2 separate regions of the Homo sapiens genome follow, and region 1 is linked to region 2. Evidence: chromatin loops called from intact Hi-C (ENCODE). Cell type or tissue: mesothelial cell of epicardium. All regions are shown on one strand. Region 1 has its middle 14 kb from the start of LINC01310. Region 2 overlaps TAFA5 (TAFA chemokine like family member 5).

Region 1 (5,000 bases), 270 kb before region 2:
CCTTTGCCCCAGCCAAGTCCACTCCCACATTGTTCCCCCTTCCACATTTGATCTCCAAGTTTCCCACTCACCAGAGTGGTCTTTCATGAAGACCTGCTTCTCATTTCACTCCCCCACAGACCACTTCTCAGGCTCTGACTCACAACCAACCAAGCTCACCCTCCATGCAAAGCCTCAAAGCTTTGAATGAGCTGATGCTTCCTTTCTGACTCATCTCACCTCCTGCTGCTCCCCCTTTGCTGCCATTGCTGGTGGTCCCTGGGTTCTTGGTGGTTCCTCCCTCTTGAATGCATTTCCCTTCCTCTTCACCTGATGCCTATCCATCCTTCAGCTCCCAGATTAAGCAATGTGAGTGGAAAGGCACAATTTAGAAACCTAACATGCACAGGCTCAAAGGTATGCACAAACACGTTTGGTCCTGAGATGGCTCTTGCAACCTTTGCTGTGGCAAGAGGGGCTCCTGGTGACCAGGGCAGCAGAACCAGTTCTTGGAAGTGATAGAGGGATGTGCCAAGTGCTCCCTGATCCCTTCTGCTCCTTGGTGGCTCCTCACCTCAAGCTCCTCTTGCCTCTGCTCCTGCAGGTGCTGTGGCTGAACCTGCCATGGCAGAGGGCAGCCCCAGTCTCCTGCTCTCCACCACCCTCCCCACCCCCAAGTGGCAAAATCCTACCCCCACTTTGGTAGTGAGGGAGACCCAAAGCAGTCCATGATTCTGTTGGAGTAAAAAGGGGACTGCCAGCCCACACAGCCCTGCCAGCTCAGCTCAGCCTCTGTGTCCCTCCCTCCATGCACTCTCATGTCTGTGTCTCTGTTCGGGGATTCACTTTTCTCCACTGCACCTGCTTTTCTCCATGAGACCATATTCATGCTTTCCAGTCTCTGGCCAGGGAGAGGCCAGGGAGCCTCACTCTCTAGGAAGGGGTCCAGCTGGCCAGGCTTGAGCCACCTCTGTCTTCTTGTTGCCCAGAGGGGCCGTGTGCTATCAGAGGAGGAGAGGCCAGCACAGTGGGGTGACTGGGCTATGGTCCCGATGGGCAGCTGTCCATGTTCCCCGCTACTGGGCTGTGTCATATGTCTGTACTGGCTAGTTAACAGCTGGGCAGAGTCACTCTGAGCAACCTGTCCCCTTTCTTTCAGAGCAGATCCAGGTCCTGGGTTATGTGGGCCCCATGCCCATCCCCAGCAGGCCCAGCTCAAGCTGGAAGACAGACTCCTCCGTGCTCACACAGCAGGGGTGAGAACACGGGGGCGTGATGAGACCCAAACCAATGAGCCTTGCCTCCCTTTGGCCCTTGTATTAGTCCCTTTCATACTGCTATAAAGAACCGCCCAAGACTGAATAATTTATAAAGGAAAGAGGTTTAATGGATCCACAGTTCAGCAAGGCTGGGGAGGCCTCAGGAAACTTACAATCATGGTGGAAGGCGAAGGGGAAGCAAGCACCTTCTTCACAAGGATGCAGGAAGGAGAAGTGCTAAGTGAAGGGGGAAGAGCCCCTTACGAAACCATCAGATCTCATGAGAACTCCCTCACTATCATGAGAAGAGCATGGGGGAAACCGTCCCTAGGATTCAGTTCCCTCCACCTGGTCTCTCCCTTGACACGTAGAGATTACGGGGATTGCAGTTCAATATGAGATTTGGGTGAGATAGGAAACCTAACCATATCAGCACTAGAGGAGTTGTGGCTGCCCAAGTCTCTGGCTAAAGTCACTGAAAGTCCTTGGGCTTCAGAGGTGCATGGATGGGAGGACGACTCCTGCTTTCAGTGAACTCATCTGAGGAAGTGGCTGGCCAGCAGGATCTAGAGCTGCTCGGACAGGGGTGGGAGAGGAAGGGGTATTTTTAAATATGAAGGATGCGTTTAAGGACCACAAACCCACATTCCAGGAACGCCAGGCCTCCTCAACTTCCTTCTTAGAGATGCTTGAATTCCTGCCAGCCTGTTCTGAGTCCCAGGACCTCTTGAGCCCCAGGACCCCTATCCCTCCCACTGTATCCTGGGGGCTCCAGTTCTCAGCTTCTGGGCTGTGCTAGGGGAGGATCTGCAGATGGAGCTGGGGGATCGTTCCAGGGAGGAGAGGGGACCCTCTGGCCTTCCACAGTGAGGGTTTGTCCTATTCCTCAAAGCTCCCTCAAAGGATGCGTCAAGTCACCTGCCTGGCAGACAAGAGGGATTCTGCCCCAGGCAGGGGACAGGGTGTGGCTTTTCCATCTCTCTCTCCCCATGCTGTTCCTGTAGGCAGGAGGTGGGTTAGGGGTGGGCCCAGTGGGCTGTGAATAGTTGCAGGGGGGCTATCAGCACCCTCTGAGGGGACGGGTCTTTAGTCGTCTCAGTCAGGAGGGTCTGATGAAGCTTTGAGGCTAAACCACCCTCTGATCACTGGCGCAGGCCCAGGCCTGCTCCTGCCCGCCATTCCAGAAAAGTAACAATAGTGAGGTGCATGGATTTCTGTTGAAAGGAACATTAAGATTTATCGACTCGAGAGGTTTCTATCGATTCCCGTGGAAGCAAGGTCAGTGTGCGCCTGCGGAAGGAACGTCAGCCCCTTTCCTGAGGTGAGGAGTCAATATTTGCTCTTTCCTGGCTGTCACTCAGCGGCCAGGCCACCACTGTCCATTCTCAAGGTTAACCCAGTCTGCAGCTGCGGAGGGACCCAAGGACAGAGGGAGAAGACCACAGCCACAGCCGGGAGCTGTGCGTCTCCAGGATGCCCAGGAGAAAGCCAGGGACAGACCACAGATCCGGCGCTGGGACGGGCCCTCTGCTCCTGCAGACACCCATGCACCGAGATTAAACACGCAGTAGCTCCAGGCCCTGCCAGACTTTCGTCCCTAACTCAAGGGGTGCCTCTGGTGCACACCTCACACCTGCCCTGGTTCCTTGCTTCCCTTGGCCAATAACAGATGAGGCCCGAGCCTGTCTCAGCAGAGCAGGGAAGGAGCTCAGCGCCCCGTCAGACTCTGCAGGTGTCTGTTCCATTTCCCACCTCCTGAAGCCATGTGCCCCCACAATCTCACACAAAGCTGGGAGGCACTTGGGGAGAGCACCATGATGACAACCTCGGGACCCTTCTGGCTCCTGTGTCTCAGTAAGATGCAGGGAGCTGATACCTCCACGTCGGAGCAGACAGGTGCTGAGGACCAAAGATCTGAGATGGAAACGGTGTCCACCTGGGCTCCAGAACCCATTTTCTAGCACGCCCATGGGGCCTGGTGTCCACAGATACCTCGGTGAGCTCAGAATGACACTGTGGTCATTTTCTGGAGCAGTGATGCTCTCAACTGAGATCTCCGGACCTGAAACCCTCCCCTGGGCTGGTCCATACTTCACGGTGGCTACGCGAGATGGCTGCACAGAGTCCCATCAACTAAACACTCACCTGGGCTGGTCCATACTTCACGGTGGCCACGCATGAGAGCTGCATGGAGTCCCATCAACTAAACCCTCCCCTGGGCTTGTCCATACTTCACGGTGGCCACGCGAGATGGCTGCACAGAGTCCCATCAATTAAACACTCACCTGGGCTGGTCCATACTTCACGGTGGCCACGCGAGATGGCTGCACAGAGTCCCATCAACTAAACACTCACCTGGGCTGGTCCATACTTCACGGTGGCCACGCGAGATGGCTGCACAGAGTCCCATCAATTAAACACTCACCTGGGCTGGTCCATACTTCACGGTGGCCACGCGAGATGGCTGCACGGAGTCCCATCAACTCACCAACTGGGCTTCTTGTTGCCATTTTCCTCCTGCAGCAGAGCCTGCACCTTTCCACAGAGAGATCTGTGTCTCTTTCTTCATGGAACAGGTCCATGATAGCCCTGCCAGGGCCACCAGCCGCTGACCTCCTGTAAGTCCTCCTGCTTAGAGCTTGTCCATCTTCACAAAACGGGAATCTGTTAGAGCACCCATGTGTCATTCTACCATTGAGCGCTGTCCCTTCTTGGCGGACTCCAGGCGTAGCTGAGCCAGGCTTCCTCTTTAGCTATCCGCTGCGAGGCTGTGGGGGGCTCTGGCTGGGCCTCAGCCACCTTCTCCTGTCTGCAAGGTGGGAGCCCTGGCAGAGCAGGGATGTGCGAAGATCTCTGGAGCCCAGGGAGCCGCCAGCCCTCTGTCTGCAGCTGGGGATTCCTGGCGGTGCCCTCTTGGGAGGTTTGGAGGGTGACTAGAGAGAAAGCAGGAAAAACGACCAATCAGTCACCTGGTGCACAGAGCCCAGAACACCCTCTCTCCTCCCTTTTCCATCTAAAGAGAAGAAAGAACGGGATGGATGTAGAAACCCCAAGGGGGCTCTGGGACCCCCTGCCCCTTCCCTCCCAGGTGGGCCTCTCAGGTGCCTCTCGCCCAGGGTGGAGCTCTGGAGGCAGATGAGGATCCCCTGTGGGGACAGCTCCTGTGTGGCAGGTCTGCCTGGACAGGGGAGGCCCTATGGTGCCTGCGATGGCCCCCGCCCCCTGGCTCCTCGGGTGCTCCCCGCGAGTCTCCTCTGCAGCTCCTCCTCACCTCCCTCCTCCTCACCTCCCTCCTCCTCACCTCCCTCCTCCTCACCTCCCTCCTCTTCACCTCCCTCCTCCTCACCTCCCTCCTCCCCACCGCCTTCCTCCCCTCCCTCCTCCTCGGGTGCTCCTGGCCAGTCTCCTCTGCGGCTCCTCCTCACCTCCCTCCTTTGCACACAGCTGGGCTCTCTGAGGCGCCTTTCCCTGCCCACGACTCCCTGAGTGGCTTTGAGCTTCCCTGTGGCTTTAAGCACCACTCATGCCCCTGACTCCCAGAGGTGCCTGTGGAGTCCACACCCTCCCCAGAGCCCAGGCAGCTGGCAGGACTGTCTGCTCTGAAGGTGCTGTCGCCGTGGCTACAGCTCCTCTCATCTCCCACCTCTGATTTTCCCTTCATCCATCTTCCCTGTCCCAGTAATGGCACTGCCACCCACAGCTGCTCCTGCTACTGACCAGGAGCCAGTGTCCCTCCTCAGGCTCACCCCAAGGCCACTGTTT
Region 2 (5,000 bases):
GTGTGGCCACATCACTCCAGACCCTGCGCTATCTTCACGAGGCCCCCTCTCTGTTTGCTTCTCTTCTCTTCTAAGGACTTGCCTTTGGAGTTTGGGTGCATCCTAACCTAAGGCACCATCATCTTGAGAACCTGACCTTAACTACATCTGCAAAGGCCCTTTTTCCAAATGAGAGAGCACCCTGGGTTTCCAGGTGGCTCTGTCTTTGGGGACCTCCAACCGACCCTGGGTTTCCAGGTGGCTCTGTCTTTGGGGACCTCCAACCAACCCTGGGTTTCCAGGTGGCTCTTTGGGGACCTCCAACCGACCCTGGGTTTCCAGGTGGCTCTGTCTTTGGGGACCTCCAACCGACCCTGGTTTCCAGGTGGCTCTGTCTTTGGGGACCTCCAACTGACCCCACAGGTGTACATTTCTCACAGGTGCAGAGACTCAAGTCCTCACTCTGCCTTTTCACATAAATGATCCCATGAGACCTACCAAACCCCCAGCCAGTCACCCCCTGGCCACCTTCCGCCAGCAAGCAGCCCATGTCCGGCATACAGCAGGTACTCAATACGTGCATGCCAAACTGAGGCCAGCATGTCTATCAAGGTTGTCCCCAAGGCAACCAGCGGGCAGGAGCAGGGAGTTGTCACTGTGCAGGCATTCCCTGGGGACAGGAGGGTCTGAAGATGGATTTTCTGGTTCTGCAAAGCACAGTTATTTATAAGCAAGGTCTGCATTCTTCTATCGGTGAAGCGAATCAGAAGGCCTGCTTGGCTGCTTCTGTAATCGGAGGAGAAGGAAGGTAATTGGCTAATAAAATCCACCTTCTCTGAGGCAGAGGCTGACTTTGAAGAGTGTGTATTGTAAAGGCTCCATGACCTCTTCTAAATATACCCAGGGAAGATCACGGGGGGCCAGGTTGGCTCCATGCGGTCCAGTTGGAATGGTCTCGGGGACGGGTCTTCCCACAGATTCCTGAGTCTTCTGCCAGGAGCATCCCCGAAGGCACTGTGCTCACCTGAACCAAGGGCCTTCTAGAACCTCCAGGCCCTGCCCTGCCCCAACCGGGAGGCCACAGAGGCAGGGAGGTGGCACCGAATCGTGCCCCCATCCCCGCAGGTCCCCGTTGTCACAGCAAGAGACCATAGCCCAGAAACCAGCCCCGATACCCAGCAGCCACCAGACTCAATCCATGGGGACCCACTTCGAGTCCAACACAGGGGACGGGGTGAGGAGTCCCACTGTCAACTTTGAAGGTAGCACCCACCCTGCCTGGGACCCTCTGCAGGACCCCTCCCACTGCGAGCAATGCCTTCCTTCCCCCAATGCCTCAGCAGAGCCTTTCAGGACGGGCAGTGCAGCCCCATCCAGGGAGCAAAGTCGGGAGAGAGGGCACCTGGTTCTCGGGCGGCCGCCGAGACTGCACTTTCTGCCCTTGCATTTCCTCAATGGCAAAGTCATGCAAGGATCACACCCTCTGCGCAGGTGGCCTGAGGAGCAAAGGAGGTGACAGTGAAGAGCAGTCACTGCGGTCATGGCCAGGCCCCTCTCACCAGACGCACCTGTGCTCAGCCCCAGGGGCTCACCACCTTGCCACCTCTGCCAAGATGACCCTTCTCCACACTTCAAGGCCAATGCTGACCCCTGGTGAACATCCAGTTCTCCCATGGACCAACCCCCCAAACCACTGGAGCCCCCATTATGCACAGATGGAGCTTGGCCAAGGGGGCTCCTGGCACCTGCAGGATAACCCGGGCCTGCCTGCTTCCCTTCTGGAGTAAAATGGGCAGGAACAAGGAGCCCGCCTAGCTGGGAAAGTGCGGGGACTGAGACAGAAAGTTCAGCCTGGGAGGGAGGGCTGCTTCTGGGAAGTTCAGGAGCCCCTGAGGGCAGGCAGAAGGCCGCCTCTGCGTGAGTCCTCCAAGCTCCAGGCCTTCCGAACCGCTGATTTGATTTTTAAAACGCAAAAGGAGAAGAAAAGGCAAGGGCAGAAGGCCGTGTTTGGAGCATGCTCACGCGGGTGGCTGGAAGGGTGTGTGTGAGGGCCGGGGAAGTGGGGAACCCGCACCCTGCCCTGAGGGCCAGAGAGCCAGGGCCTGGCCTACCCCACAGGGCGGCCCCATCAGCCAGAGGACCAGGTGTCCCTGGGACACTTCAGGTGACACCGGCTACCCTGGGACCCTCCAGGGCTCCATTCCCTGGGCTAGGAGTCCACAGAAATGCAGCAAAGGACAGGGCCAGCAGCCACTGCCTCCTTGGTGCCTGGAGCTGTGACTTCCTTAAATGCCTGCCTGCAGCCCACCCCGACCCGCCTGCAGCCCACACCTGGACTGCCCACAAACAGCTGCTCCTGTTCCACGCAAGGGCAGCAGCTCCCAGTGTGGCTGAGGACACAGCCCTTTCTTTACCACCAAAGCACAAAGCTGCAAAGAAGGGCAAGTCCCTGCAGTCCAGGACCCTCTGCCCACCCCGAGGCCCGTGAGATGAACCTAGGTGTGCAGACCCCTCCAGAACTCGTGCCCACAGCATCCCAGAGCCCCGGAATGCATGGGAAACCGTCATGGGCCTCCACACAGAAGGTCACCCCAAATTCAGGAGGAAGGAGAGCTACCCACCCACAGAACACTCTCAGCTGACGACGGCTTCCACACCCAAAGCATGAAGAGAGACCTGCATGTGCCATGAAGCCACAGGGAAACCACAGACAAACAGACACAGCTGACAGCACGGGCCTGGCTCCTGCACCCTGGACAGGGGGTCGGTGGAGGCCCGGTTCTCACCAGAGTCCCCATGTGGGGTAGGCCTTGATTACCCGGAGGGTGCCTTTTGGCTGCCCCGCACACTACAGCCCAGCCAGACACAAGGTGGGAGCCCATCCTGCCATCCAGGGGACATGGGGCAGGCCTCCCTCCCTGCCTCCTGCAACAGTGTCTGGACAAAGGGGCTGCATCCTTGAGGAACTCTCTAGAGAACACAGTGGGCACTGTCCAGGTCGCCCAACTGTGCATGGAAGATTCCAGACTGCACTTCAAAGACTCCGCCCACCAGGGTCCAAGCCACCTTCCCAGGACCTCCGGATCCAGAGAAGCCAGGCAAAATCCTGAGAACACCAGCCCTGCACCCCTGCAAATGTGTGCGAATCCCTCTCCAGACAGCGCAGTCCTGTGGCCAGTGCCTGTGGCCTCATCTGCTCCACAGACACGCCCAGCACTTGGCAGGGGTGGCTCCTGGGTTTTGCACAAGGTCACTGCTGGGGCCATCTGTCAGGGGACCCCCGTGGAAGTCCTCGGGCTTCCACTCCTTTTATCATTCCCTTCCTGCAAAGAGGAGACCGAGGGTCCCAGAAGCCCAGCCACTAGCCTGGTATCATGCTGCAGGTGGGGCTTCCTCGTCCCAAAGGTTATTTGCATAGGTGGGTGTGACCCTTGGGAGGAGCACAAGACCTGCAAGACGGGTGATGCAGCCTGCAGCAGGAGGTGCGTGTGCAATGCCCAGGCAACACCCACGCCACCTCTGCCTGGGGTCATAGAGAGAAGAGAGCCACGTGGCTGCACCTGTCCTGCTATCCTCTGGGATCTGCACCCTCCCTTGACCTCACTGGGCCACACTTGCCCCAGCTGTGAAGGTCAGGGCAGTACCTTCCTCCTCAGGAAGCCTCTGCAGAGGCCCAGCCAGCGAGGGCCAGGGTCAGGGTCCGGGTGAGGATGGGGACAAGGCTGCAGGGGCAGAGGCCGAAGCTGGGGTCCACCCTCCTCTCCCTTCCTCCAGAACGCCAGGCTGGGCCCACGGGGTGAGCTGCAGACTGTGTGGTGTTTGGGGTATCGTGTGTGTGCGGTGTGATGGGTGTAACGTGTGTTTATGATGTTTGGCTGTGTGTGTATAACATGCATGTGGTGTATGTTTGTGTGTGTGTGTCTTGGCATGTGTTTGTGTGGGGGTGTGTTTCTGCGCTTTGTGTGTGCGTGGCCTTCACAGGGTATGTGTGGTGTGTGTGTGGTATGCGTATTTGGTATGCGTATGTGGTGTATGTTATGTGTGTGTGTTGTGTGTGGTATATTCTGTGTCTGTGTATACGTTGTGTATGTTTGTGGTGTGTGTGGTGTGTGTGCATAATGCATAGTGTGTGTGTGATGTCTAGTGTGTGTGGTGTATTTTGTTGTGTGTGGTATCTGTGTGGTGTATTGTGTGTCTGCGGTGTGTGCTGTGTGGTATGAGCAGTGTGATGTTTTTTGTGAGTGGTGTGTGGTATCTAGTTTGTATGGTGTATGTGGTGTATTTTGTATGTGGTGTATGTGTGGTGTATTTTGTGTGGTGTGTGGGATGTGGCATGTGTGTGATGTGTTGTGTGTGTGTATGTGGTGTGTGGTGTGTGTGGTGTGTGCTGTGTGGTGTATGAATATTTTGTATGTGTATGTGGTGTATTTTATGTGTGTGTGTGTGAATATTTTGTATGTGTATGTGGTGTATTTTATGTGTGTGTGTTGTGTGTGGTTAGGTGGTATATTATCTGTGTATGTATGTTGTGTATGTGGTATGTTTGTGGGTTTCTGTGTGTGTGTGGTGTTTGGCATGTGGTATGTGTGCACAGTGTGTCGTGTGTGGTGTCTAGTGTGTGGTGTATTTTGTTGTGTGTGGCATCTGTGTGGTGTATTGTGTGTGTGTGCGTGGTGTGTGCTGTGTGTGTAGTGTATGCTGTGTGTGTGATGTTTTTGTGAGTGGTGTGCGTGTGGTATCTAGTGTGTGTGGTGTATTCTGCATGTGGTGTGTGTGTGTACATGTGAATGTGTGTGATGTATTTTCTGTGTGGTGTGTGTGTGATATCAGTGCAGTGTATTTTGTGTGTGTGTGTGTGGTGTGTGTGTGTGAGATGTATTTTGTGAATGGTGTGCTTGTGGTATGTGGTGTATTTAGCGTGTTGTGTGCTGTGTGTTGTATACGTGTGTATGCGTGTGTGCTGTATTTTGTGTGGTGAGTGGCATGTAGCGTGTGTGATGTGTGTGGTGTGTTGTGTGTGT

Evidence for each region. Hi-C counts contacts between places; a loop is a spot of excess contacts. Peaks named below come from ENCODE experiments on the same cell type or tissue, not always from the same donor. Only the 100,000 strongest peaks of a DNase experiment are listed, where the experiment ranks them.
Region 1: a loop joins it to region 2, with 15 times the contacts of the local background. A loop is called at or near these places in 2 of 110 quality-filtered maps.

Annotation. Positions count from the first base shown.
Region 1 is chr22:48,849,929-48,854,928 of GRCh38, reverse strand. No RefSeq gene overlaps it. Among named protein-coding and RNA genes, the nearest start is that of LINC01310, 14 kb to the left of the region's middle. In mesothelial cell of epicardium, no CTCF peak of the experiment used is centred here; no DNase peak of the experiment used is centred here.
Region 2 is chr22:48,584,751-48,589,750 of GRCh38, reverse strand. The region is part of intron 1 of TAFA5 (TAFA chemokine like family member 5); the gene reads right to left. The region is part of intron 1 of LOC124900480 (a long non-coding RNA gene); the gene reads right to left. Among named protein-coding and RNA genes, the nearest start is that of TAFA5, 98 kb to the right of the region's middle. In mesothelial cell of epicardium, no CTCF peak of the experiment used is centred here; no DNase peak of the experiment used is centred here.